Regions from separate parts of the Homo sapiens genome. Here region 2 is linked to region 1. A link is an interaction called in ENCODE POLR2A ChIA-PET data of the cell type or tissue named here. Cell type or tissue: HepG2. All regions are shown on one strand.

Region 1 (4,000 bases):
TTTGTTTTAAAAAGCTCAAGTGATTTTTCATTGTCTCAGACTGCTGCTGTGGAAGGCTGCCTATTGGAAAAAAAAAAACAAAAAACAAGGACAGAATCAAATGGAATATTTCCTAAGGCAGGGAGGAAAGAACAAAGTATTAAAAAGGACAAGAAGTCCCACTGCTGTAACAGAGATAGAGATTCCTGATCAAGAAGCCACATTTTTAGGAAAGTGGGATGTGCCGTTTTATTTTTAAAATGAGATGCAATCAATGACACACGCTGTACAGCATGTATTCTGTGTACTAGCCTCTCCCCTGGTTTCACATTATTTTCCTACCCTTATTTACCCTTTGCCCCAGTTTTCTTACTCTTTGAGAAAATACTGTATCTTTTCATAAGATGTTGGAAATCCTATTTGATACATTGTGAAGTGAAAATAAGTAGAAAATGCTATATTTTGAGCATTAATGATAACTTTCTAAATTTGCTGCAACGGATTATTTTTGGTGACTCTACTTAAAATACCTCAAATCAAATTCCTTACTTGAGTATAAGCATAAATATTCCAGATTTCTGAAATCAAGATTTAAAGAGTTATTCCAGCATACATGTATATACATACACATCCATGTAACTTTCATGAGACATGTATTACAAGCTGTTCGAACTACCGTTCCAGAGGTTCACTGACCAACGAAAATAACCTTAGTAGTGAAGTACAAAACCAAATCCAGAAAGCAGTCCAGGGGTTTAGTCAGATTGCTTCTTCTCACCGAGCAGCGTCATACAGTATGTATTCCTACCCATGCACACTGGTCAAGGGAAGAAAGAAGTGGTCAGTAGTAGGAGGAATGGGCTTAGGTAGTGATATGGTTTGGATTTGTGTCCCTGCCCAAATCTCGTGTCGAACTGTAATCCCCAGCGTTGGAAGTGGGGCCTGGTGGGAGGTGATGGGATCGTGGGGGCAGATTTTCCCCTTGCTGTTCTCATGATAGTGACTGAGTGCTTACGAGATCTGGTTGTTTACAAGTATGTACTGCCTCCTTCGCTCTCTTCCTCTTGCTCCAGCCATGTAAAATGTGCCTCCTTCGTCTTCTCATTCTGCCATGATTGTAAGTTTCCTGAGGTCTCCCCAGCCACGCTTCCTGAACAGCCTGCGGAACGGTGAGCCAACTAAACCTCTTTTCTTTATAAATTACCCAGCCTCAGGTCATTCCTTATAGCAATGCAACAAGGACAAACTAATCCAGGTGGTATGGTCATCATGAGTTAATGTTTGCCTGTTTGCCCCAACTGCTGAAGAGCTGTCTGACAATTAAGACCATCTCTAGTAACTACAGCACGAGCTGAAAGAATTTCACACCTCAAATTCCATAGCCTGACAAGGGGTCACCTTCATTTTTAAAGGGAATATGGCTTGTGAACCGTACTGTCTGGGGTCCGAATCCTGGCTCTAGTATTTCCCAGTTGTGGAGTTTTGGGCAAGCATGCCCTCATCCTCCTGAGCCTCAGCAACGACACTTATCTGACAAGGTAACACAAACATTAACTGTTTCTCCTAGTCCAGGGGCCGGCACCTGGTATGGGCTCAATAAATGGCAGTCATTATTATGAGTAGATAATTATAACAATAATAAAGTGTTAGAAAATTCATGAAAGTACAAGAGGCTTGAAATTTCTATAAACCACTCCCCAAACATGATATAATGTTTACCTACAACCCAGTTTTTCCTTTTGCACCAAATAAAATCCAGCTGTGCAGCTGAGAGGCAATGAAATTGAGAATGATTCTAAATTGTTGTAAATATATTTTCAAAGGATTGTAAATATATTTTCAAAGTTAAATGTAAAATGAGAGCCTGTTTGTAGACAACTGAGTTGGCTTGTGATGACATTTTTTACTAAAGCTGTCAGAGGATCTGAAAGAATTTTGCAAAGTACTGGACATGATGTTCAGCTTCTTTAGAAAGCTGATGAGCACTAAGCAATATGTTGCCTTGTTGTAAATAGCAAATCAGTGTCATGGTCTTTACTCTCCTTCACCAGATTATGTGATCGAATAAGTAACCACATGTTAGGTGGAAACAAATTGTAAAAGGCTTTTAACTAAGCAACGTTTCAATATTTGTTTGTTTTTTTGAGACGGTCTCTCTCTGTCACCCAGGCTGGAGTGCAGTGGTGCGATTATAGCTCACGGCAGCCTTGATCTTCTGGGCTCAAGTGATCCTCCCACCTCAGCCACCCGAAGTGCTGGTATTACAGGCGTGAGCCCCCATGCCCAGCTTCAATATTTCTTTTAAGTGTGGTTTGTTTTTTTCACTGCCAACACATTTTTATCTTAATGTTACCACCCAAGTCAACCAGAAGTCATTTAAGAAATAGCTGGTGTAGAAAATAATTTTGCAAAATGAGAAATCAGTTCAAAGGCTGGATTCCAAACTGGCATGAGCCTGTCCCCAGTGTTGGTGTCTCGTCTCCATGTGGTCTTTTGCCAACTCATCTGCTTTTGCCCCCGACCTGCCCTTGGGCAGAATCCAGTGCAGATCCTCATGCATTTAGGAAGGGTGTCTGAAGGCTTACTCAGCAGCCACCAGTCATCATGTCTTTTCTATTTTCTATTACCACATTCAGTTACAAACAGGTACACAAATATGAAGAGAAATGGAGGGCAAGGGACGTAAGATGGTGCATGTTTCTCCTGCCCTGGTAAAACGTCTTCTCTGGCAATATTATCTCCGTTGGTAGAATGGTTGCCTGTGACAGGAAGAGGTCGTGGGGGTAGGCAGAGCAGGGTAAGGTTTTAAACAAATTCTTTTTTGCAATATTTACTGATTATTTTATTTTTTCTCCATTGAAGAGACTCTTTTTTCTTTTTTTGCTCTATTCAGCCATTTTATGCTTTAACTCTGCAGACAATAACAAAAAATACACTAAACTACATTTAGACAGATGGGAAGAAATGGAGAAAAGAACAATTACTCAAAACACTAAGCTGAAGCTGAGTGTTGTGGCATGCACTCACAGTCCCAGCTACTCAGGCAGGAGGATCGCTTGAGCCCAGGAGTTCAAGGCCGCAGTGAGCCATGATTGCACCACAGCACTCCAGCCTGGGCAACAGAGCAAAACCCTGTCTCAAAAACAAAACAAAACAAAAAACCCCACTAAGTTGATGAAAATGGTCAACTTTTTTTGCCTATGGACATCTACATGCGCCCGCATCATTTGTTGAAAAGATTGACCTTTCCCCATTAAATTGTTTTATCAGTTACACATTAAGTTTCTATGAGAGTAAGAAGAACAATAGGTTTGGAAGAAGGTTTGAAGATACAAGTCAAAGTCTGAAAGAGACTTGTTCTAATGTGGAATAACTCATAAGTTTTTCTGATTAAACTGTTAATTTTCATAGAATTATAGACTCACATGCAGTTGTAAGAAATAATACAGAGAACTCCTGTGGATTCTTTACACAGTTTCCCCAGTGGTAAACTTGGAAAGTTATAGTAGAATATCACAGCCAGGATATTGACACTGATACAAAGTACAGGACAGTTTCACCATCATAAAGATCTTTTGTGTTGCTCTTCTAGATAGCCACACCTACCCCACCCCACCACTGTCCCTGGCCTCCGACAACCACTAATCTGTTTTCCATTCTTTAATTTTGCTACTTCAATAATGTTATATAAATAGGACAATACAGGATACAACCTTTTGCAACTGGCTTTTTTTTTTCCCACTCCATCCCGTTCCCTGGAGATCCATCCAAGTTATGTGTATCAATAGTTTGTTCCTTCTTACACACACTGGGGCCTGTAGGGGTTGGGGAGGGAGAGCATCAGGAAGAATAGCTAATGGATGCTGGGCTTAATACCTAGGTGATGGGATGATCCGTGCAGCAAACCACAATGGCACACGTTTACCTACGTAACAAACCTGCACATATTGCACCTGTATCCCGGAACTTAAAAGTTGAAGAAAAAAAATAGTTTGTTACTTCTTACTGCTGAGTGGTATTC
Region 2 (4,000 bases), 56 kb before region 1:
CAAACTCCGCCTCCTGGGTTCAAGCGATTCTCCTGCCTCAGCCCCCGAGGTAGCTGGGACTACAGTTGTGCACCACGTCACCAGGCTTATTTTTTGTATTTTTAGTAGAGACAGGGTTTCACCATGTTGGCCAGGCTGGTCTCAAACTCCTAATCTCAGGTGATCTGCCTGCCTCAGTCTCCCAAAGTGCTGGGATTACAGGCATTAGCCACCGCGCCCGGCCATTAAGCTGAATCTTTAAGGGTGACTACGAACTGTCCGGGTGACTCTAGTAGGAAGTATTCTAAGCAGAAATACGGGTGAAGGCCTGGAGATCTGAGGAGGTAACTGAGACTTTATCATGGCTGCCATGCAGTGTTCCGGGTGGGGGTCTATGGTAAAGAGTTTGGGTTTCACCCCAAGGGAAGCTGTTGCTGGATTTTGAGCAGGTGAGCAGTATGATAAGCTTTGTATTTTGGATATGCATATCTATATCCATGTAATGCACATGTCTCACCTCATCAGCTTGGTGTGCAAAATAAAGACACCCTTCCTTAATACTCAAGTCATAATGCCCAGGAGCCCCCACCCATTCAAATTGGAGGGAGGATTATATCTCTGAGATTCACTTCTCCAGATATTTCTGAAGATTCGTCTATGAATCAGACCCTTCAGGCTTACCTTGGCTGCCACCTCCCAAAGAACATGAACTTGGCTGTGTCCTTGTAGGCTGACCCCTCCATCGATGACCTGCTTCTGCTGGCTGTGTCCAGGGTGGCCTCCCTGAAGCCACCGGAGCAGAGGCCTGGTATCTTCTCAGAGCAGCAGCCAACCAGGCAGCTGGAGGAAACCCCTGGTCTCTTTTGCAGCCAAGTGAGTGTCTTCAGGACTCTACTTGCTGCCTCTGTATTGGCTGGTGCAGGCCTATTTCACCTCAGTGTCTCCCCAAGAGAAAAGGGGAGACCCTCCTCCCATGTCACATTCAGAAGAGGCCTCCTAGTAACTGGCCTGTAACTGTGACAACTCTGGTGGATCTAGGCACATAAGCAGATAGCCATTCATCAGAAGGCATGACCAAATCATCACGTGGCCATGTCGGGAGAGGCTGTAAGCTCAGCTGCAGGCCCTGTCTGGAAGCAGTGTCCCCCTCTGACCTCAGGAGGGGACACAGCCATCCTCCTGTCCAAAGATCAGTCCCAATTTCTTTCACGGCTGTCCAGGGGGAGAGCTGTTCAGGAGGATAGAGACCATTATTACCCATGCCTCTTACTTGCCATCCACATTTTGGGAGGCTGGCTGCCTGCAGCTGTCAGGGCAGCTCCTTCCCATCACAGGAACCACGTTGAGCCTCCCAAGGCCGGTCCTGGGCCTGCCCCCTCCTCCCTCAGCCCTCAGACTGGCCTAATTCCCTGCCCAGGATTATCCACTTTTCAGAATGAGTGACAATAGAAGCATCCACTTCCTGCAGGGATGCAGTACCTCCCCCATAACCTCACAGCCGACTGACTTTGGCATATTTTGCATGATTTGGTAAATGGTATATATGCATAGAGAAACTTCTGGAGTGTTGTTTTCTCAAATTTTAATAGCAGTGTCTCTGGAACTCAGGAGTTTTTACAATCTTCATTGTACTTTACTATGATATTTGATTTTTTTTCATTATAACTGTGCATCATACTTATAGGAAAATAATTTAAGCCTTGGAATCAGATAGCCTTTGGCAAATCAGATCATCCATTTCCTTATCTATTAAGTGGGAAAAATAATATTTCACAAGGTTATTGAGAAAAAAATCAATGCCATTTTTATTTTCATTCCTCATAACTGACATAATTGCATATATACACATCGTGTGATTATATTGTATACCCTGGTGGGTTTCCTTAAAACAGATTCCATTTTCCCTTTCTCTTTATTTTCCCCTCCCTCCCCTTCTAGTCTGTTCCACTCATGTCATGGCTCCAGGCTGAACCTGGGCCCATGACACAACCCACACAACCATGTTGACAACCTTGAATGCACCTTCCAAGTTTTTTTTTTTTTCCTTTTTTTTTTTTTTTAGACAGAGTCTCTCTGTCACCCTGGCTAGAGTACAGTGGCGCAATCACGGCTCACTGCAGCCTTGATCTATCCAAGCCCAGGTGATCTTCCCACCTCAACTTCCTGAGTAGCTGGAACTACAGGCGTGAACCACGAAGCCCAGCTAATTTTTTAATTGTTTGTAGAGATGAGGGTCTCGCTTTGTTGCCCAGGCTGGTCTCAAACTCCTGGGCCTCAAGTGATCCTCCTGCCTTGGCCTCCCTCTTCCATGTTTTTTTCCATGGTAATTCAATAATAAAAGTATATAGCTATATTCCCACATATAAATGGTTTTTTGATCATTTTAAAAAAGAAATCGGCCAGGTGCAGTGGCTCACAACTGTAATCCCAGCACTTTGGGAGGCTGAGGCAGGTGGATCACCTGAGGTCAGGATTTTGAGATCAGCCTGACCAATATGGTGAAAGCCCATCTCTACTAAAAATACAAAAATTAGCTGGGGCGTGGTGGCAGGTGACGGTAGTCCCAGCTACTCAGGAGGCTGAGGGAGGAGAATTGCTTGAATCCGGGAGGCGGAGGTTGCAGTGAGCTGAGATTGTGCCACTGCACTCCAGCCTCAGTGACAGAGCGAGACTCCATCTCAAAAAAAAAAAAAAAAAGAAATCATATTATACTCAATTCCATGTATCCTATGTATCCTGCTTTTCTCACTCAACAATACTTTTTGTAACTTCATCCTAGTCACGTGGCAAAGCTCTGATTTTAATGGCTGGATTCTGTTTCATAATTTGGAGATATAATTTGTCATCTGTGCCCATGTTATCAATATTCACTTTGTTTCTAGTTTTTGCCACTATGAACAATACTACAACATGTGTGTGCACTTACATACACACACTCACACTCACACACACACTCACACCCACACACACTCACACCCCCCCCCACACTCACACCCACACACACACACTCCTTTGTTATACTGATGATTTTATTTCTTTGTAATAGGCTTTCAGAAATGGGATTTCTGGGGAAAATATAGCCAGTCAACAATATTTCCAGTGTGTGCTAAGCACTAAGTGTCTTTTACATAGTAATTGCTTAATAAAGTGATGTTTGCTATTATTCTTGTTATAAGCTGGGGAGTCATATTTTGAAAAAGTGTAGTCATTTATGGGAGTCCTACTTATTTAAGATACATTTACTTTAAAGACACAGGTTATCTGTAATAACTGAACTAACAACTGTCCTTTCCTTGTTTATACAAAGTCCAAAGGAAATAGGACTGCATTGGAAAACTAAAATAGACATGAAAGTTTGCCTCCTCATTTCCTCCTTGCCATTTCAAATCCATTTCCTCAGTGAGACAGGAACCCAGAAGCTGAAGATTTTGCTCCCATAATTGGAGATTCTTGTTTCGCATTTTTAAAAAAAATTGTTATGAGCTTCTTTGCATATCTGATTTGAAAAACAAAAAGAGAGCTCATTAAAGAGTTTTTCTATTATGGAGAGGCAATAAGGAACCAACTCGTAGCTTTTCAATGAGATGAATGAATAAGTGCCTGTGTCTGCAGCCCCACATCTGCCTTCTCAGGGCAGAAGTTTGCAGGAGAAATCAGGCAATTTCTAGTCTGAAGGTTCTCCTTGTTATATTCAGCTACTCACAATGAGAATTGAGGCTGCAGCTTGTGAAGAGAGGGCAGTTTTGCAAAATGCACATTTGGTGGATTCTGGACATGAGCCATTTGACCAAAACGTCAAAGCATGACAGATTTCTAACTCCGGACTGAAATGGAAGCTTGTGCATTGGCTGAAAGCCAGTCCTGGACTCCTGGACACAGCCGAGAGCCCAGAATGTGAGGGAAATTCTGTGTGAGAAAAGGCATACCCACAGTTTTAATGAGAAGGGAAATTGGAGCTTCCATTTTCCTACTGCCTTGTTCGCTTTTTGTCTGGACACCTTTGAGCCAAAGGAAGCTGGGG

The links. ChIA-PET counts read pairs that join two places held together with the same protein. Peaks named below come from ENCODE experiments on the same cell type or tissue, not always from the same donor. Only the 100,000 strongest peaks of a DNase experiment are listed, where the experiment ranks them.
Region 2: POLR2A ChIA-PET joins it to region 1 with 8 read pairs; 6 of 35 experiments call an interaction of 5 or more read pairs at or near these places.

The regions. Positions count from the first base shown.
Region 1 is chr2:11,420,119-11,424,118 of GRCh38, forward strand. It overlaps LOC105373429 (a long non-coding RNA gene), which reads left to right. Exons shown (of 4, transcript XR_001739285.2): 3 at 1,053-1,148; 4 at 1,392-1,919. Among named protein-coding and RNA genes, the nearest start is that of LINC00570, 28 kb to the left of the region's middle. In HepG2, no CTCF peak of the experiment used is centred here; DNase peaks (open chromatin) are centred at 2,173, 3,033 and 3,535; H3K4me3 peaks cover 1,236 bases.
Region 2 is chr2:11,364,438-11,368,437 of GRCh38, forward strand. PPIAP60 (peptidylprolyl isomerase A pseudogene 60) reads left to right here. Exons shown (of 4, transcript XM_047446546.1): 3 at 709-852. Among named protein-coding and RNA genes, the nearest start is that of PPIAP60, 15 kb to the left of the region's middle. In HepG2, no CTCF peak of the experiment used is centred here; DNase peaks (open chromatin) are centred at 1,064, 1,388 and 2,054; H3K4me3 peaks cover 1,901 bases.